Regions from separate parts of the Mus musculus genome. Here region 1 is linked to region 2. Evidence: chromatin loops called from intact Hi-C (ENCODE). Cell type or tissue: left cerebral cortex. All regions are shown on one strand. Links, peaks and the distances in the headings refer to the core of each region. The heading gives the core; the rest is flanking DNA.

Region 1 (9,854 bases), core at 1,306-9,305, 170 kb before region 2:
GCGTGCGCGACCATGCCCGGCGAGACCCTGTCTTTTAAAAAAAAGTGTCTACCATGACTGAAGCTTCTCAAATGTGCTCTCTAGTGAACCCAGATGAATACACTATGTGTAAAAAAAAAAAAATGTCGGGATGAAACCCATTATTATGGATAATTGCTATATGCTAATAAAAACAGAGTGCCCATCACAGATAAATGTATAAACAACAGAGATTGCTAGTGATATAGGTTAACTATAAAAGACACTCTGTGCACAGGAGGCCTTGGGTTCAATTCCCAGGATTTTAAATGAATGAATAATAAAATTGATAAGTAAAAGGTTTTTGTTTTTTTTTTTGTAAGATTTATTTTATTGATTAGTATACTATAGCTCTCTCCAGACACACCAGAAGAGGGCATCAGATCCCATTTCAGATAGTTGTGAGCCACCATGTGGTTGCTGGGAATTGCATTCAGGACCTCTGGAAGAGCAGTCAGTGCTCTTAACCACGGAGCCATCTCTCCAGCCCAAGAAGTAAAAGTTAAAAGATTGCCATTAACCACCAAAAGTTAGGAGCGAGACAAGGAATGGGATGTCCCTTGGAGAGCACAAACTCTGGGTCCCCAGAGCTATGAGAAAATATGGCTGGTGACCTTGGTACTTTGCTGTTCCAGGAAACCAATACTGTTGTACTCAGATTGGAGCTGGTTTGTTACAGAGCTGGAGGTGAAACCACAACTCCTTCCTAGGTATCCCCTGGAGTGTCTATCCCCTGAGCTGTACCCCGTGCCCCTAAGCTCTTTTAGCCTTGAGGGATGTTGGCAAGGGAGGCTTTGGATGAAGAGAGAACTTTTCCATTCACAAGCTGAATCTGAAGAAAATATCTCCTATCTAGAACTCACCAGGTTGAAAAGTTAAACCTTTTTCTTTGTTCATAGTCACTAGCTTACAAAACATTATTTTTTGGCACGTTCAGATAGGGTTTTATGAAGCCCACGTTGGTCTTAAGATTCAGTTGTAGCTAGGGATGAATTTGAACTTGATCCTCCCAGTGGTACGATAGGCTCCGTCCCACCAGACCTGGTTTTATGCAGGGTTTGAGACTGAACTCATAACTTTGTATAAGCGAGGCAAACACTTTACCGACTAAGTCACACTCCAAGCCATGCATTAGGGTTTCATTTTAAGGAATAGCCTCTGGGTATAGGATTAAAATGTAGGGCACCACCACCTATGAAATGTTTTTGGCATCAAGTCCAGAGTGTAAGAGTTAAGATTCCTGGGGGCTGGCGTGATGGTTCAGCAGTTAAGAGCACTGACTGCTCTTCTGAAGGTCCTGAGTTTAAATCCCAGCAACCACATGGTGGCTTACAACCACTGGTAATGAGATCTGACGCCCTCTTCTGGTATGTCAGAAGTCAGCTACAGTGTACTTATGTATAATAATAAATGAAGCTTTGGTCCAGAGCAAGCAGGGACTGAGTGAGTGGGGTTGACCTGAGCGAGTAGAGGTCCTAAAAATTCAATCCCCAACAACCACATGAAGGCTTACAACAATCTGTACAACTACAGTGTACTCACATACATAAAATAAATAAATAAATCTTTAAAAAAAAAAGAGAGAGTTAAGATTTCCTATTTGGTGAGCTCAAAGATCGGAGGCAACGTTCAAGACCAGTTTTTGTGTGTGTGTGTGTGTGTGTGTGTGTGTGTGTGTGTGTGTGTGTTGTTTTGTTTTGTGTGTGTGTGTGTGTGTGTGTGTTGTTTGGGACAAGGTGGTCCCTCTGGAGTCCAGGCTGGCCTTGCACTTATGCCAGGTCCCTCTCAGCCTTCTACGTGCTGACACTACAGGCATGAGCTACCATGGCCAGCTCTTCCAACCACCTTACCATTGCTGGCAACACTTCATCCTGAAGGCTATCTTGAAGAAATTCCTGGGTGTGAATCTTTCTTAACAGATTGGATTGTTATCTAACCTGTTGAAAGCCTACCTGGTGTTTAGAGGCATCATACTGGCTTGGGCTAAATGAGCTAAGCCATTCAAAACAAAAAGAGACCCTTGAGCTTCAACATTCTTGCAAGTACAGACAAAAAGATGGTTATAAGCCGGGCGTGGTGGCGCACGCCTTTAGTCCCAGCACTCGGGAGGCAGAGGCAGGCAGATTTCTGAGTTCGAGGCTAGCCTGGTCTACAAAGTGAGGTCCAGGACAGCCAGGGCTATACAAAGAAACCCTGTCTTGAAAAAGCAAAAAAAAAAAAAAAAAAAAAAAAAAAAAAAAAAAAAAAAAAAAAAGATGGTTATAGGACAGAGCTAAAGTTGAGAACAAGCGGGGTGGGGGGCTGGGGGTGACGCACGCCTTTAATCCCAGCTCTAGGGAGGCAAGGGCAGGCAAATCTCTGAGCTGGAGGCCAGCCTGATCTACAGAGCTACTTTGATAGCCAGGGCTACACAGAGAAGCCCTGTCTTGAACCCCACCAAAACAAACCAACAAAACCACCTCCTACTGCTCTGTACAACTAAAACCAGTAATATGGCTGTTTGTGGTGTGCGAGCCTGAAATCCTAGCACCTGAGAGGGAGGAGGAGCCAGCTCTAAAGTTTGAGACACACCTAGATCTCATGGTAAAGCCATCACCTTATTGTAAGGATCTAGCTTGACAGCAAATGCTAGGAAACTCCACACAATAGTTTATGCCATGATTTTCTTTTTCACACAAGTAGCTCCCATTGTGAACCACCAGCCTCTCTTCAGTGGAACTCCATGAGCAACAAGCTCTCCAGGCCCAAGTCCTTGCTCTGTAATCAGCACATGGGAGACGTGAGGAAGGTCATGAGTTTGAGACCAGCCTCAACCACATAGAAAATTTGAAGCAAATTTGAAGCTAGCCTAAAATACATGAGACAGGATTTTTTTGGTTTGGTTTGGTTTGGTTTTTCGAGGTAGGGTTTCTCTGTAGCCCTGGCTGCCCTGGAACTCACTCTGTAGATCAGGCTGGCCTCAAATGCAGAGGTCCACCTGCCTCTGCCTCCTGAATGCTGGGAATAAAGAAAGGTGTGCACCACCGCCACCTGGTAACAGTTTCTTCTCTTTTCTTGGGGTGGGGGTGGGGTGCATTTGAAATAGGGTTTCTCTATATAACCCTGGTTTCCTAGAACTAGCTCTGTAGATCAGGCTGGCCTCGAATGCAGAGATCCACCTGCCTCTGCCTCTTGAGTGCTAGGATTAAAGGAGCGCACCACCACCACTTCATCAGGCAACAGCTTCTTAAAAAGTTAAAAATAAATAACGAAGCCCATCTGAACTCCAGAAATTGTGGGCGTATTCCTCCAACAAAAAGAAGTGGCAAAAACTGACAATGCTTATCTGTAAGATCAGTTTCAGATATCAAACCATCCACTGTTATGTCGTTTTATCCCGGAGTTATTCAAATAACCTCCCAAATGGTGTGCGCTGCAGGCCAACAGTATATTCCCTTGTGTGTGTGGCTGTATACCTGACCAGTTATCTGCTAGGGCAGAAGCAGGTGATGGGAATAGATCCTACTCCCAATCCCGTTCACAGCCCTCATCTTCCCTTTCTGCCCATCCAAGAACATGGTTCCTACAAACAGTCAATCTCCTGCCTCATCATAAATCTAGAACTGTCATATCTGTGCATTGGCATTCTTTTGAAAAAATAGTGTCTGTCTTGTCCTTGTGCGTAGCGGTGCCCCCCCCCCCCCACCTCCAAGAGACATAGCTCCCTTGGAGCTAGAGTTGCAGATGGCTGATGCTGCAGACCAAAGCTGGGTCCTCTTTAAGAGCAGTATGCTTGCTCTTTTAACCACCAAGCCACACCTCCAGCCCCCTCCATGCTCCCATGGCAGCCTCAGGTACCAGGAGGCCTCAGGTGCTAGAGTGGGAGCCAGTGTTCTGCCAGACACGGGAGTTCCCTGGGAATACAAAGCATACACTCTGGTGAGCCTGACAACCTGGCTAAGGAATGTGGAAGCCAAGTGTTCAAACACAGAGTTGGGGTGCACAGTCTCCAATGTACCGAAAGGCCCAAGGCATTATCACCTGACTGCGTTCCATATCACTATTGGCTGGACTAGGGGCAGGTGCCTAAATCAGACAGACCAATCATAGTCTGATGCCCTCACTGGTTATGACCAGTTCAACACCCACTGGCTCAGAGGGGCAGGAAGTCCTGAGACTAGTGATGAGTTCAGACACTGGGGGCTGAGGTTGGGGATTCCCTGATATTCTCCTATCTTCCAACACAAATTCTGAAATTTGCCCCAGCAGTTGGAGAAGATGTGGTTCCCCAGGTCACACTGGAAGGTCTGGGCTAGGGGAAGACCATGAAAGGAAGCCCTCTGGAAAACAAACCAACAGACAGGAAACCTCCTGGTTAGAGGCTAAAGTGGCTTTAATTAGAGGAAGGGCAGTGGGCGGGGCTGGCTGTTAGTCCCTCCAGGATGGGGATAAGGGACACAGGGTAGGCAAAAGGAGGCCAGGGCTCAGGCCCCAGGGTTACACATCCAGGTCGTTGACACTTGACTTAGTGTAGACTTGTGTTTTTCGCTGCACAATGCCAGGGCTAAAGGAGGCCCCCAGTGGCCAGTGGCGGACTACATGACGATAGGAGGAGGCCAGGTAGTCAAAGTAGTTGATGTTGAGTTTCCGGGCAAGGTGCCGGCCCAAGAATTCCATTTGCTATGAATAAGGGAGTGGCAGCCAGTTCTCCGTTCTCCGGATAAGAGAATCCCCACCAGCATGCTCTTTAGGTATCCCTTCCCCTTAACGGGGGTGTATCCTCACCCCACCCCTGCCCAGAATTCCCAGCGCTCCTGCTGCCCTTAACATAGTGGAGGTCTCAGGAGTACTATATTTACCCTCTGAGTGCAAAACAGCCCCATCCAAGAGCTGCAAACAGTAGTATCTTTTTGTCAGGGGGGTGGGGTGGGGAGGAATGGGGGAGAAGGGGCGGGGTTTGGGACAGGACCCACCTCATAGCGCTCTGACAGCTGCACCAGCACAAGTGGCTCTAGCTTGTGGCCACAAAGGACCAGCTGGAAGAAGCGACCTCCATAGGCTGCCAATAGATGAGCAACTGAGCCAAGAACCTAACCTCTTAGAGCCTAGGAGTAGGACGGTAGGGGTGGGGCCTCCAAGGTGGGAGTATCCAGGTGTACTGTAGGCCCCTCCCAGCTCTGAATCCATGCCCTCCCACTCTGACCCTCTCCCATCTCAGGCATCACCATCAGAACTGAGTGCCAGGCGCACGTAGACCAGATGCATTGGCCCCTGACATACAGTTCGGCCTTGGATGGAGAAGTGGTACATGCCGCGCGTGTGGTTCAACACTAGGCGGCGCTGCGGTATTGAGGAGAGCATGAGCCACAAGCCTATAACCATGCCATAGGCAGGAAAGCACCAGGTCTCCTGATACTTCACCTGTGGGTACCAGGGATTAACGGAAGTGAGTTCTGGCAAGAGGCTCTTGTGTGGCCCTATGCAAAGAGGCTGTGGGGTGGGGTGGGGTGGGGCAGGAGCTCTGACCTCTCTCAGGACATTACAGGAAATGAAGACAAGGCAGATGATAAAGAGCATCGTCCCCTTCCAGAGCGTGTCCAAATAGTACTCGAGCACAAAGACTGAGGGCGGCATGACCCAGCACATGAGGACAGCTAGGAGCTGCCCTTAGCTCCAGGACAGTACCAGGGATTTGGGGGAAAGGGCCCGCCCAGTGGAGATTCTCCATGGTACTACCGCGTCTCCTCCCACAAGTACACCTGCCTATACCCTCCTAACCCCAGCCACCCTCCCCACTTCTGGGATCCTGACCACGCCCAGTCCCCGCCCACCATCCGGCTGTTGCTGCTTGAAGGGGTAAAAGCTGTTATTCTTGAGCTGATTGGCTAAGTGGCGCTCGGTAGAGAAGAGTCCTACGTTCCAGAGTTTGAAGTACTTAACAAGGGCGGAGAAGCGGGAGCCACTGGCCTGCTGCTCCTTGGGGACCTAATTAGGTAGATCTGGTCAGGATCCAGCTTGCCCACTGCCGCTGCCCCACTGTCTTTATACAGGGCTCCCACCCGAGACAATTCCAGGGTTGCAGCTGAGGGAAGAATCAAGAGCCGCCAGACAACAGCAGGGCAGAGAAGCAGGGAGCAGTCCAGGCTGGGCTGCCTGGGTTCTAGAAGCTCAGAGTAAAGGGTTCTAGAAGGGGCTTTTCTATTGACCACACCTATCTAGTGAGCTTGCCCTCCCTGGTTAGTCTCCACTACCTGGAAGGTAGCCTGGCTGCCTCGTGGTTGGACAACCTGAGCCCGTGCTACCAACACTGTCACTTCATGGATGCTGGTAGCTGATAAAGGTCTTTTTCTCGCTCCTACTATTTTATACCTCACTGTCTACCCTATCCTTAGACAACTGTGTCCCAAGTGAGCTAAGACACTTAACACACACACACACACACACACACACACACACAGGTTCATGCCTGCTGTAGCATACTCCATCATGTATAACCCTGTTCCTCACCCAACCACTTACTCTAAGGACCATACACAGTCTGACGTGTTGGTTTCTGCTTGTAAGCCTACCACATTGGAGGCTGAGATGGGTGAATTGTTGTGAGTCAGCCTGGGCTACACCGTGAGTTCCAAGCCAGCCTAAATTTGTGTGAAAAGGATCTCAAATAAAACAACAAAGGACTGTACAGAGTGCCTAAAAATTACTTAATTGTGGGGCTGGAGAGATGGCTCAGTGGTTAAGAGCACAGACTGCTCTTCTGAGGGTCCCGAGTTCAAGTCCCAGCAGCCACATGGTGGCTCACAACCATCTGTAATGAGATCTGATGCCCTCTTCTGGTGTGTCTAAAGATAGCTACAGTGTACTTACATATAATAAATAAATAAATCTTTTTTTAAAAAAAAACCTTTATTGTAACAAAACCTCCAACATTTCAAAGTGAAAATGAGCAGGGTAAACCTGGCTGCCCTCTAAGTGGGCTCTTTGGCAGAGGGCGGGCTGGTAAGTAGCTGCTCTAGACACCACTGGACTTCCTCCAGGCCCCGGTAGACGCGCTTCAGACCTCGGGGGAGGCAACGACAGGACTCCAGGTTAAGATACAGCAGCCCCGGGCAACCACTAATCACAGAACTGTGAACAGGCAAGCCGTGGGAAAGTGAGCTGTTGGCCAGAGAGCCCCGTCTGCCCTCACATATACCAGGCCTACCACCCCAAGCCACCCAAGCCCAAATCTAGTACTCTCGGTGTCCCCAAGGAGTTGGACGAGTGACTCGTGTCTATACCCCTCCTGGACCCTGGCAATGAGGAGTCAGGGAGCACTCCTCTGGTCCCTAAGTGAGACACGGCAGCAAGTGGTTCAAGATCCACAGAATTAGTGAACGGTGCACTGACCTGACCGTGCTTGGGGTAACTCGGGTACCCCTCAGGTTGAGGGAGCACAAGGCTGGGTGTAAGCCCCCAGGGGTGCCCGAGAAAACAGCCAGGGCCTGTTCCAAGTCCTTCTCGCTGAAGCCTTGGCCACTGAAGTCCAGCTCCCTCAGGGTGTGATACCACTTCCGGGTCAACAGGGGGCTGCCATCCTTAGCCAGGGTCAAGCCATCAGATATGCCATACAGGCCCAGGTAGAGTTGCTCCAGCTCTGAGATGGGAGAACTCGGTGTGACTATTAGGGCACTCAGTGACCACCCCCACCCCACCCCGACCCCCCCACACCTTCCCAAGCAAAGCCAGCTAGCTGACCTTGACATGGCAGATGACACAGACCGCTAGGAGTGACCCTAGCGCAGCCTCGAAGGTCCAGCATGCGCAGTTTCGGGGAGCGATGGAGCAATCGGCCCAGAACCTCATTGCTCACAAAGTTGCAGGTGGAGCCAGCCAAACAGAGCTCCTCAAGACTGGGGAAGCCTGGTCCCTGGGGCACGCCTCGGCCACACGGCTTGGGAAGCCAAATCAGATTCAGCAGCCGCAGCACCTAGGAAGAGGGAAGAAGAAGGAGGGAGGAGGGACAGGCTGCAGATATGGCAAGGGGTGGCAGGTGGGAGACAGTAGGGTATAAATACCTGCAGCTGGGGGCAGCCTTTCTGCAGGGCTTCCACAGGCAGCTGCAGGGGTGTGTTGTTGCAGTTCATGCCAGTGCTGACCTGGAGGACTTGGAGCTGTGGGCAGCAGTTGTCCTGGAATGGTGGGATAAACACTGCTAGGTCAAAGGCCTGGGCTGGTCCCCACTGAGCCCTTTTCCTGACCATCCCCAGCCTACCAGCAGTGCGCCCAAGATGGCCGTCGTCTGGGAACTGTAGGTCAGCCACAGTTTACGCATTCGGGACCCGGCCTCCTCCAAGAAGCTCACCACAGCTGTGGACTCCACCTGGGGATCCAGCCCAAAGGTGCAGCTCATGCATGTCACAAGGGCCCAGGCGATTTCAGGGTCCCCCACCCACCCACGGCAAAGGACTCACCATGGAATGATGTAGGTCCAGGCTGTGGAGCTGGCAGCAGGCTCTCGCTAACATGACCAGAGTTTCAGCAGTCACAGTGTGGCAGTCTGAAAGCTTGAGGAAGGTGAGCCGAGGGCAGAACTTGCTAACCAGCTGTAGCAAGAGATAGAGAGAGAGAGAGAGACCATCCAGGGTTGTGGAGGGCAGGTAAAGGTCTATCTACAGGGACACTGGTAGTCATGACAAGCCTATCCTATAGTCCCAGCTATGACTCCATTCTGTCCACGCCAGGCCTACATGGAAATTGCTGTCTCCTCCAGCAATTTCCTAAGATGTCAGCAAGACGAAACTGAGCAGGCAGGCAGACAACTCTGTGGTACACCACCAGGGCACCCTCCCCATAGTAGACCACTCAAACGTGACAGCTTGTGTGCAGGGCAGTCTCCAGCTCTTACCTCCAACACAGAGTGTACTTGAGACTTCCAGTGGATGAGGGTCAAGCTCTGGAGCTGAGAGAACCTGGGCGACAGCAAGGCCCGGCTGTAGTTGTGCTCTTGTCCTTACGCTGCCCCCTTCTGGACAGAATCCTCCCCTACTCAACGCGGATGCAGGGAAGACAACAGACAGTAAGATGACAAGGAGCCCTCACCGATTGGGTACGAGCCACTCCAGGCAAGCAAGGAGCTTCTTCTCTCCCTTAAGGTTGCCCTTGCCAGCCCGGCCAACCAGCGAGGGTGACAGGGTCACAGTATGCCAGAGTGAAGGATGGGAGGTGGCTTCGTGCCAGTGACGGCAAACGCGTGCAGCCCTAGGAGAAGAAAAAGTTTGCTGAGAGTGCGTGGCCTTTTGCGGGTAATGCCTACAATGGAGTGTTTTAGGAGCAGCGCAGCGGTCTTAAAGCCTGCCGTCGCCCGTTCTCAGTGCTAGGCTTTGAGCTCTAAGTGAAGACAGGTGCCGGAGCACTTGTGTTCGCCCGATGTGATGCCTGCTCTGCCCTCTGCTCTGCAGCACCCGCTCAGTGCGCCAGTCTCTACCGCGGCAGGCGCTGTTGGTGTACCTGCCAAGAAACGGCATGGGCCCATGAGCCGCAACCAACAACCCGAAAATATGCACCAGGACTTCTAAGGGAATACGGTCTCCCCAACCAGAGTCCAGGCCCTGATCGAGCGACGGCTCCGGTCGGGGTTTGGTCCTGGGCTTGGCGACAGCCGTGGGGCCACGAGCCAGTGACCTCGGAGCGCGGCGACGGGCGCGCCGGTGCGCACGAGCGCGGGGAGGCTCCAGGTCCGGCAGCACGAGCAACATGCTGTCCGCTTGCAGCAGGTGGTACCCAGAGCCGCGAGGTGCCAGGCGGTCCCACCACCAGTCCTCCGCCGAGCGGCCCCGCGCATCGGGCCGCTTGGAGCTTCGAACTCGACGTCTAAC
Region 2 (9,854 bases), core at 766-8,765:
TGCGGGGGCCACAGCCTGGGTGAGTGCGAGCTCTAGGTGGAGCCCAAGCCTTAAGGAGAGGCAGAGAGGGACGAGTCCCTTGGGAAGATTACAGGACTTGGCCCACCTCATTTAGCTTGTCCCCTTTCAGGTGCCTATAGCATTAGCTCTGGAATCCAGCCGATTCGGGAGGATGTGGCGCAATATATTGAGAGGAGAGACGGAGGCATCCCTGCAGACCCGAACAACATATTTCTGTCCACAGGGGCCAGCGATGCCATCGTGGTAGGGTAGCCCAGGGCAGGGCAGGTCAAATCGGAGTAGCCCTATGTGTGAGGCTAGATGGGGCTGAGTCTGGTGCAGCAGCGTCAGCACAGGGCGGTGGTGGGGGCGGGGTGGGGTGTACAACTCTGGTTGCACTAACGCTGGGCTCCCTATCCGGCCTACAGACCATGCTCAAGCTGCTGGTAGCCGGCGAGGGCCGTGCGCGAACCGGTGTACTCATTCCCATTCCTCAGTACCCACTGTACTCAGCTGCGCTGGCTGAGCTGGACGCCGTGCAAGTGGACTACTACCTGGACGAAGAGCGCGCCTGGGCTCTTGACATCGCTGAGCTGCGGCGCGCTCTGTGCCAGGCACGTGACCGCTGCTGCCCTCGAGTACTATGCGTCATCAACCCCGGCAACCCCACGGGTAAACCTATCAGCTCCGCCCCCTGCAGTTTCACTCTTTTTACCCCCCCCCCCCCGCTAGCTCCGCCTCACTGGGCTCCTCCTTCCAGCCCCGCCTCTTCCTCCAGAACCTGCCCTTGCTCTCCAACCCCAAGCGCCTGGGCTGAGCACTCTTGGGCTTGGTTCTCTGTTGCCCGCGGGCGGCTGACTTTCCAGTCAGTGATGCATCTTCACACTCCAGGGCAGGTGCAGACCCGTGAATGCATCGAGGCCGTAATCCGCTTTGCTTTCGAAGAGGGACTCTTCCTGATGGCTGATGAGGTACACACAGGGGCACACAGAGTGGTGAGCAGCAGCTCAGCCCCCAGCCTGAATGACACTGCCACCCCTACAGGTATACCAAGACAATGTATATGCTGAGGGCTCTCAGTTCCATTCATTCAAGAAGGTGCTCACGGAGATGGGGCCACCATATGCCACGCAGCAGGAGCTCGCGTCTTTCCACTCAGTCTCTAAGGGCTACATGGGCGAGTGCGTACAGGCTCAGGTGGTGGTGGTGGTGGTGAAGCGGGGAGGGCTAGAGGACTCTCAGTCACTGCCACGGTGGCGCACCCTCTTCCCAGACCAGCCTCAACTCATGCTCTCCTGGGCAGGTGCGGGTTTCGTGGTGGCTATGTGGAAGTGGTAAACATGGATGCCGAGGTGCAGAAACAGATGGCGAAACTGATGAGCGTGCGGTTGTGTCCACCAGTGCCGGGCCAGGCTTTGATGGGCATGGTGGTCAGTCCGCCAACCCCCTCGGAGCCGTCCTTCAAGCAGTTTCAAGCAGTGAGCAGACCAGACCAGGCCAAAGATACCTGGTGATCCGGCTTTGGGTGGGACTATAGAGGGACACGTTGAAACCCTCTTCCATGATTCCCTCCTGTGACTGCAGGAGAGGCAGGAGGTGCTGGCTGAACTGGCAGCCAAGGCTAAACTCACGGAGCAGGTCTTCAACGAGGCCCCCGGGATCCGCTGCAACCCGGTGCAGGGCGCTATGTATTCCTTCCCTCAAATTCAGCTGCCTTTGAAAGCAGTGCAGCGTGCGCAGGTGGGGCATGCAGGGCTACATGGGGGCCGAGCAGGGTGTGGGCCTGGCGCCAGGCTGTGAGCTGACCACCCTCCTGACCCCCAGGACCTGGGCCTGGCCCCTGACATGTTCTTCTGTCTGTGCCTCCTGGAAGAGACTGGCATCTGCGTTGTGCCTGGGAGTGGCTTTGGGCAGCAGGAGGGCACCTATCATTTCCGGTGAGACCCGGGATGGGTTGACCCTGCCACTAATGGACCTGTACTTCACGCTGACCATTTGTCCTTTTCAGGATGACCATTCTGCCCCCCATGGAGAAACTGCGGGTGCTGCTGGAGAAACTGAGGCACTTCCATGCTAAATTCACTCATGAGTACTCCTGAAGCCACTGCTAGGGCCACACTGGATGCTCTCTGACTCAACAAACTGAGGGTCCTTGGGAGCCCTCACTATTTCTGATTTTGCATAGGGTCTGGGTACTTGTCCCTGCAGGTCCCTAATAAAGCTGGGTGTAGGCCTGATTTGAGGTGGCTGCCTGGGTGACCCCAGCTTTGACTCACCTGACTGGCTTTGTGTAGACACACAGACTCCACATAAGGGACACTGGAAACGGCATCTAGAGGAGTTGCTAAGGATGGTTCCCAGGGAAGGGAGGACCCTCCAGATCGTCATTCCTACATTTGGCTTGAGACAGTGCATCTGTGGGCTAGGTCTTCAGTCTTAAGTGTGGGGCATGTGATGATCGGTTACATAAAATCAACTAACATGCCAGTAAAAGGTGTGACGGCAGAGCATCTGCCTTTTAGGGCCGCAACAGAACCACTTTGGGAGGGGGTGAGGTCTGAGGGAATGCAGGGGAAAGAGACCTCAGAGGCTGTGTCAGAAACAGTAACCTTGCTCCGGGACACAGCCGTGTGTGCCAACCACAGTAGGGAGGTATTCAGCTCTTACAGCCAAGTTAGGACTGACAGCAAGGGCTTGGGCGGTGCCCACCTCCGGCAGAGCAGAGCAGGGGAGGTCCTTTTGCAAAGCACATTTAGGAACCCTTGGGGCAGATGTGTGCTAATGGAAAGATACATCCTGGACTGGGAGGCTCAGGATGAGCCCCTGTGCACAGTAGACACTGCTGGGGTTCAACTTGTTTGGTCTGCAGTGTTCCTCTGCGGTAGGCAAAGCCGTCCTCCATCCCCTAAGTTTTGTGGTACTGGGGATTGGACTCAGGACCACTGAACTATATCCTGCCTGCCACCCCTTTAAACAGCTAAGGTATCCAGGGCAACCTAAACTCATTCTTCTCTTGCCTCAGCCTGAAGAGCAAAATTATAGGGGTTTACAATCATGCCCCAAAAGTAGAACCCATTTTATAGATGTGAACACTTAGATCCTGAGACTATCTGGAAGTGGCAGGATAGCCCCTCCGTGGAAGCAAGGCAGTGCCAGGGTGCTAGGACTTGGACACTGTGTCCAAACACAAAAGAAGTTCCACCCAGTTATCTACTATAATTGAGTCAGTTAACCCAAGGCCTCATTTAACAGTCTCATTGTGGACTTGGGAGGGCACAACTCTGAGAAGGGGGAGAGACTGGGCATGAGCCTTCCCTGCAGAGCCAGAATCACGTGGTCTGGACTAACTACCCTCACTGAATACTGAAAAGGAAGTGGGTATCACGGGCAATAGCTGACTAGGTCCTGCCCTTCCCCACAAAACTCCTGCTTCTGTGGTCACTGACCTGGGGGCAGCTCTGAAGCCACAGTCTCAGCAAGGAATGGGGAGCAGTGCTAAATGCATTGTGGGGCAAAGTATTGGCTCTGTGAGCTAAGTATTAGAAATGCTTCGGGAGCTGGGCGTGGTGAGCCCGCCAGTGGTGGCGCACCCGTTTAATCCCAGCACTTGGGAGACAGAGGCAGGAAGATACTGAGTTTGAGGTCAGCCTGGTCTACAAAGTAAGTTCTATAAAGAAAACCTATCCACACACACATAAAACCAAACAAACAAACAAACAAACAAACAAAAAACCGCTAAAGTGAAAATGCTTCTTCTGGAACGGATCTGGTATCCATTCAGCAGACAGGAAGATACCTTTGAGACCAGCCTGTTACCTCAGCTTCCTTCCTAGCCACTCACATCTACCCGCTGGCATTGTGAGCAGCAGGCTGTCGTGTCCAGGTTTGGCACGAGGGGCGCCAGAGCAGATGATTTGGGTCTGTGTAGGTATCAGTAACCTGCTTAACATTTGGGTTTTAGGCCAATTGAGGACTAGTAGGGGGTTGGCTCCACCCCCAGCCCGGGTTGCCCCGCCTCTCCCTCACCCTGACCCCTGCGCAAAGCATGCCGGTAGTTATGGGCTGTGCAAGACTGCGGTCCCACCATGCGATAGGACCGGTCTATCGCTCCGCATTTTTCTCCCAGCTTCGGTACTTCCGGGATTTCTGGTCCCAGTGTGCGTGTCGGGATTACAGCCTGACTGTCCCCGGCCCTATGTAGGAGGACCAGACCCTGACTGTTCATCCTGAGCCGTCCGATCCCACCACGAACGGGCCATGCATGGGAAGTTGCTGCCGCTGGCCGGCCTCTATCTTGTGCAGGGTCTGCCCTATGGACTGCAGTCCAGTTTGCTTCCCATTTTACTGCGGGCCCGTGGCCTCTCCCTAACGCGCGTGGGTCTAACCAAGGGATTGTATGCTCCATGGCTGTTAAAGCTGGCGTGGGCACCGCTGGTGGACAGGCGGGGCACCCCGCGGGTCTGGTTAACACTCAGCACACTGTCCCTGGGCTTGGTGTGTGGACTGCTGGCTGTGTTGCCTCCTCCGCAAGCTGGCCAAACAGGGCTACCTACCACCGTGATGGGGCTGCTACTGCTGCTGAATCTGGGTGCAGCGGTGCAGGATGTGGCTCTGGACACACTCGCTGTGCAACTCCTAGAGCCAAAGGAGTTGGGACCTGGGAACACTGTACAGGTGGTCGCTTACAAGCTGGGATCAGCACTGGCTGGGGGTGGACTGTTGGTCCTCTTCCCCACTCTCTCTTGGCCACTGCTCTTTTTGCTCCTAGCTGCCACCTACTGGCTGGCTGCTGCCTTAGCCTGGGCTGCACCAGCCTTGGGAAGGCTGCCATGGCCTCAGGCCTCAGAGCATACACCCCACAGCTCCTATCTTCTACAAGATTTGCTGGCTGTGCCTGGGACCCTCTGGACAGCGGGCTTTGTGCTCACCTACAAGCTGGGTGAGTGAGGCCTGCAGTTAGTTACCATCGAGCTTAGAGCCCAAACTCTATGTTGGTCCCTAGGGCCCTGAAACCCACTCAGGGGACTGCCCTATGCTGGAATACCAGCCCAGAGCTCTGTAGCTCAGTTTTGTTTCACCTCTTAACTTCCCTCAGCTCCAGCCAATGCCCAGCCCTTTCTCTTCTAACATCTGGGGCCCATGAAAATGAAGGGGACCAGGGGCCTGACTGGTTGGAGTACTGAGGCTCCTGGAAGAAAGACTGGGGCCATCCTTGCTTACGGTCTCCTGTAGGTGAGCAGGGTGCTGGCAGCCTGTTTCCACTTCTCCTGCTGGACCATGGTGCTTCTGCCTCAGACTTGGGGCTATGGAGTGGCTTGGGTGCTGTGACCTGCTCCATTGCTGGCTCCTCCTTGGGTGGGGCTCTACTGGCCAGGCACTGGTAAGCACTCCCCAACCCTAGCCTGACCCTCAATTCCACCGGTGTCCCAGGTGATCTTACCATAGCATCTCTCAATTCCCACCCCAGGCAGCCACTGAAGCTGTTGAAGACAGTGCTGCAGCTCCGCCTTGGGAGTTTGGCTTGCCAGACTGCTCTGCTCTTCCACCTCAACAGCCCAGGGGCCAGCGTGGACCCTGGCACAGTCATGAGAGGTAAGAGGTGGACATTGGGGGGTAGGGGGCAGGAACCCAGGCTCCCACTGACCTTTCTTTGTTCTTCCAGGGGCAGTTTTGCTAAGCCTATGTCTACAACAGTTTTTTGGGGGTGTGGTCACCACTGCCACATTCACTGTGATGATGCACTGTAGCCAGCTAGCACCCAGAGCCCTGCAGGTAAGAGGGAAGGGTAGGGATGCCCAGGGACTGCAGGGGTAGAGAGTCACTCGGCCCTGATCTGCATTACCATTCCTAGGCTACACATTACAGCTTCCTGGCCACTCTGGAACTGTTGGGCAAGCTGCTCCCAGGTACCCTAGCCGGCGTGCTGGCCGACAGCCTAGGCCCACATCTCTGCTTTGCTGTCTTCCTTGTACTCTCAGCCCTGCCTGTTCTGGATCTCCGCCTGGCACCCAGTAACCTGACCTGAGCTGGATGTTGGTTAGGGCTGTCTATAAAGCCAATAAAGCTATGTATGGCCTGGATGTCTGGGACACAGGAAATGCAGCTCTCCTCAAACTGAAGGCTATGTTACCAGAAAGCACATAAAATTACTGAATGCTTTTTATTCTGCAGTTTGGATCTTCTTATCCCCTTCCTGCAGCCAGAAGGTTTTGCCTGACAGTCAGTGATGGCCACATCATGGCCTTGGTGAGCCTGACACCCTCGGAGTAGTGGCCACAGTCTGGCTTGCCTCATGCCTCAATCATGTGGCACCCTCCCATGTAAGGTGGTCATCGGCCTCTCAGCAGGAGCTCTTCTGTAGCTAGGTGCATCAGGGCATGAAAGTCCAGGTGTAGGTACTTCCTCCAGAAGCGCCGGTCCAGCCCATACACCTGGGCTGGGTAGCATGGACTCGCTAGGGTGGAGCAGAAACACAGGCCTGAGGACTCAGCTGGCTCTAATACCCATCCCCCGCTGGCACCAGGCAACCCCGTGGCCCTCACCAATGCCATGGAAGATGCGGGCCACAGCCCTTCCTGAAAACCTTTCTTCTGGCCTCAGGGACAGGAGCTGGCGGACATCCCGGCGTATTTGGTCCTCCCAGTCCTGAAGCTGTGGGAGGATAGCATGTAACCTCATCTGAGCTACCATAGCATCTGTCATGTAAAATCACACCCGGAGCAGCCAAGGAAACCTTGAGCCAAGCAGGGATTGAACTGTGGGGTCAGGGTTGAATGGGGCCATGTCACTGTCCCAAGCTTTAAGAACTATCCTCAGAGGTGTGGCACTTACCTGAGTCTGCCCAGGTTTTGGACCCTGAGTGTCCGTCATAGTTTCTTCCTCCTCCTCCTCTTCCTCAAAGTAGTAGCTGACCAGGGTCTTCACCTGATTGCTGTGCTCCTCATTAGACTGCTCTAAACAGGGTCCACAACTGGGAAAGGCCACACTGGGGACGAGACAGACCTGTCAAGAGTTGCCCATGGGGTCAGAGCGGGTGGCCTAGGCCCTGCCTACCTCTTTCCCACCTTCGAAAGGCCTTGGACATTTGGTGTAGGTGGGCCAGGGCCTTGTGTTCACGAGCCTGCACACGGTTGTACAGAAAGTCACAGATCTGGTCCTTTTCCTCATCTGTCAGGTCCCCGCGACTGTGCAGGTGAAAGGCCAACTCGCTGAACTTCACAAGCACTCCGGTGCCCTGTGCTGCGCCTGTCAGCGAGTGTGTGGGTCGGAGGGGAACAGCTGGCTAGCACAGCCCAGCCTGGGGTAGTGGTGGGCATACATACCTTTCTTTGGCTCTGGGTCCCACTTCAGCTGGTGGAGAGCCTGCCGTACAGAGGCCAACTTCCAGCCCATCGAGTCTGCCAGTTCCACCACACCAAACTCTAAGGAGCTCCTGCCCTGACTTGTGTCTTTAGGTGGCCACTTGGCCTGGCATGCAGCCAAAGGGGGACACCTGTGCCCAAGGAACAAAGGAGTTTATGGCCAGCAGCTCTTATTCTTTATCTTTATCCTTACCCTGAGGTAAGATGTGCTTACCTGTGGGCCAGAGCTTGCAGCTGGGCACTGCCGCCAAGGCAATGCAGATGGCACTGGGCGTAGGTCCAGGGCAGCAGCTCCAACCAGTGCCGAGGGTGTAGTTCCAAATAGCACAGCAGAGTCTCAATAGCTAGAGGCAGAGAAAGGCTCAGGAGAGGTGGCACCAGCCTCTCCCTGTAACCCAAATCCTGCTTGGCTCCTTACCCTCCTCTGTCATGTCCAGAGCCTGTACTGTAGACTGCACTGGGAGTGCCCGCTCATGGCCCAGGCAGGCCTGGCCCAGTACAGGGTATGTTTGTTGGCCACTGTGCTCTTTGACTTCCTCAGGTGAGGACTTGGAAACAGGTCTCTGGCTGCAGGTGCAGGGTGGGAACACACGCTGCACCAGCCTCTTCACAGCTAGGAAGTCAGTGCTGTCAGCGTGGGCATGTCTGCGCAGTTCCCAAAGGTCTTCACCCTGCATTGGGACAGTCATATGCACAGAACTACCACACTTAGGCCCAGGGCGGCAGCTTACAGGAAGACAAGATAGCAGCTGGGGCTGAAGTGGCCTAGGAATAGTGGAACCCCTGGGTCTGTCCTGGTCTGGGGAGATGGGGCTGCCGACCTGGGGGTGCATGAATAGGTGGCAATGGGCAGGCTTCCCATCACGCCCTGCACGGCCGATAGCTTGCACGTAGCTCTCGAAGCTTGGAGGCAGTCCCAGGTGCAGCACAGCCCGAACATCTGGACGGTCCAGTCCCATCCCAAATGCTACCGTGGCCACTACCATGCGCAGGTGGCCCCGCATGAAGGCCTGTTGTACTCGTCGCCGTTCCTGGCTGCTCATGCCAGCATGGTAGGCTTCAGCTATAGCCTCGGGGCCACAGCCTGTAGAGAAGGTGTGTGAGTGACTGATGAGACCACAGCAGGCACACAGAGGAAAGGGTCCTTCGGTGCCAAACCCTGCATGTGCCTACCTCTTGGCCTTGAGTCGCCCACCATGGACAGGCAGGTGCGGAGGAGTGCAGCCACCCGTTCTGTATCCTTTCGCCGAGTGCAGTAAATGATAACTGAATCCAGGGTACGAAAACGGTCCCCTTGCAGCAATGTCACCAGAGCCTGGCAACGAGGAACGATTAACATGGCAGCTTGTGGGCTTCTGACAGGTTCCCTGGTATGTACTTACATACCTGGTCTGAGTCTCTATCCATGGACACGGAGAGGTGCAGATTGGCAGGGATGTTGGCTGACCCGCTGAGCTCAAACTCGCCAGCTATGCCAAGGTGCTGAGCCACATCTCGAGCAGTGCTTCGTGTGGCTGTGGCTGTGAGACCCAAGAAGCAGCGCACCCCCATATGCTCCCGGAGAACCTGAACCAGGACAGTGCTCAACCACTCAGCCCACCCGGGTCCCAGTCCGCCTCCGCCGGACCCCAGACAAAAACTCACTTTGCAAACACGTAGGTAGCAGGGCCGGAAGTTATGTGACCACTGAGAGAGGCAGTGGACCTCATCAATGCAGGCGAAGGCAATTGGAGGCAGCTGAGCGGCCTGGGGGAGGCTGCCGGGACCCCTAGCCCCGCACCCCACCAAGGCCTCTGGGGACACGATCAGCACGTGCACCTGGGCTGCCCGTACCTGCAGGGAAGAAGGAAGCTCACAGGCACTGTGTAGATGGATGCCCACTACCCCCCATCCATGGAGGCCCCCCCGACCTTCTTCAAGACAGACTCTCGTTGTTTCTTGGTCATTCCTGAGTGGAGGCAGGCTGCCTTCAGACATGAAGGCAGATCGGACACCTGTAGATACAATGCTGTCACAGCCCAACACAACCTAATCTCTTCCCCCCTAAATTCTCTCAGATACTTAGCCCCCTTGAAACAAATGCATCTGACACTGGGTTCTGGGAGAAAAGGCAGAGGCAAGGAACGAGATGGAGAACATTGGGCATTCGGCTGTGTCACCCTTAGAAAGAGGTCAGCTGGCATGTTTAAGGAACTAGAAGCACCTAAGGGTATCAGAGCTATCAGTTTTCAGACTTTCCAGGTCCTGAGCACCTGTCTGTATACCTGGTCATCCATGAGTGACAGGAGAGGCGAGACCACGAGTGTGAGGCAGGGGCTTCGCTGGGCATAGAGCAGTGCAGGAAGCTGGTAGCACAGAGACTTTCCAGCACCCGTGGGCAACACTAACAGAGTAGAGATGCCTGGGTAGGACAAGAGGTAGTTATGAGGCTCAGTTGGTTAGACACAGCCTGGCGCAGTTCCTAGGCAGCCACACCTACCAGAAAGAATCCGC

The links. Peaks named below come from ENCODE experiments on the same cell type or tissue, not always from the same donor. Only the 100,000 strongest peaks of a DNase experiment are listed, where the experiment ranks them.
Region 1: a loop joins it to region 2, with 3.0 times the contacts of the local background. A loop is called at or near these places in 6 of 42 quality-filtered maps.

What each region holds. Positions count from the first base shown.
Region 1 is chr15:76,528,839-76,538,692 of GRCm38, forward strand. It overlaps Tmem249 (transmembrane protein 249), which reads right to left and starts at 6,159. Exons shown (of 6, transcript NM_001378247.1): 1 at 6,057-6,159; 2 at 5,829-5,982; 3 at 5,524-5,618; 4 at 5,223-5,418; 5 at 4,971-5,056; 6 at 4,373-4,677. The coding sequence starts at 5,574. The coding sequence ends at 4,495. Fbxl6 (F-box and leucine-rich repeat protein 6) reads right to left here. Exons shown (of 9, transcript NM_013909.2): 1 at 9,487-9,854; 2 at 9,079-9,237; 3 at 8,885-8,948; 4 at 8,451-8,582; 5 at 8,252-8,359; 6 at 8,055-8,168; 7 at 7,735-7,966; 8 at 7,387-7,633; 9 at 6,885-7,125. The coding sequence ends at 6,966. It overlaps Gm46533 (a long non-coding RNA gene), which reads left to right. Exons shown (of 2, transcript XR_001781743.2): 2 at 1-317. In left cerebral cortex, for the core only: CTCF peaks have their summits at 1,318, 5,322, 7,535 and 9,001 (motif pointing left); DNase peaks (open chromatin) are centred at 5,306, 5,849 and 9,021; H3K4me3 peaks cover 922 bases; H3K27ac peaks cover 691 bases.
Region 2 is chr15:76,697,412-76,707,265 of GRCm38, forward strand. Gpt (glutamic pyruvic transaminase, soluble) reads left to right here. Exons shown (of 11, transcript NM_182805.3): 3 at 1-19; 4 at 131-264; 5 at 429-672; 6 at 892-971; 7 at 1,045-1,181; 8 at 1,304-1,478; 9 at 1,585-1,740; 10 at 1,825-1,937; 11 at 2,009-2,264. The coding sequence ends at 2,099. Mfsd3 (major facilitator superfamily domain containing 3) reads left to right here and starts at 4,131. Exons shown (of 5, transcript NM_027122.3): 1 at 4,131-4,939; 2 at 5,233-5,380; 3 at 5,468-5,592; 4 at 5,663-5,772; 5 at 5,852-6,828. The coding sequence starts at 4,258. The coding sequence ends at 6,025. It overlaps Recql4 (RecQ protein-like 4), which reads right to left. Exons shown (of 22, transcript NM_058214.3): 9 at 9,841-9,854; 10 at 9,626-9,762; 11 at 9,272-9,355; 12 at 9,006-9,194; 13 at 8,748-8,927; 14 at 8,535-8,676; 15 at 8,183-8,445; 16 at 7,780-8,032; 17 at 7,576-7,705; 18 at 7,323-7,492; 19 at 7,065-7,245; 20 at 6,832-6,985; 21 at 6,543-6,651; 22 at 6,142-6,454. The coding sequence ends at 6,330. In left cerebral cortex, for the core only: CTCF peaks have their summits at 3,895 and 4,771 (motif pointing left); DNase peaks (open chromatin) are centred at 3,602, 4,025 and 4,757; H3K4me3 peaks cover 1,219 bases; H3K27ac peaks cover 1,723 bases.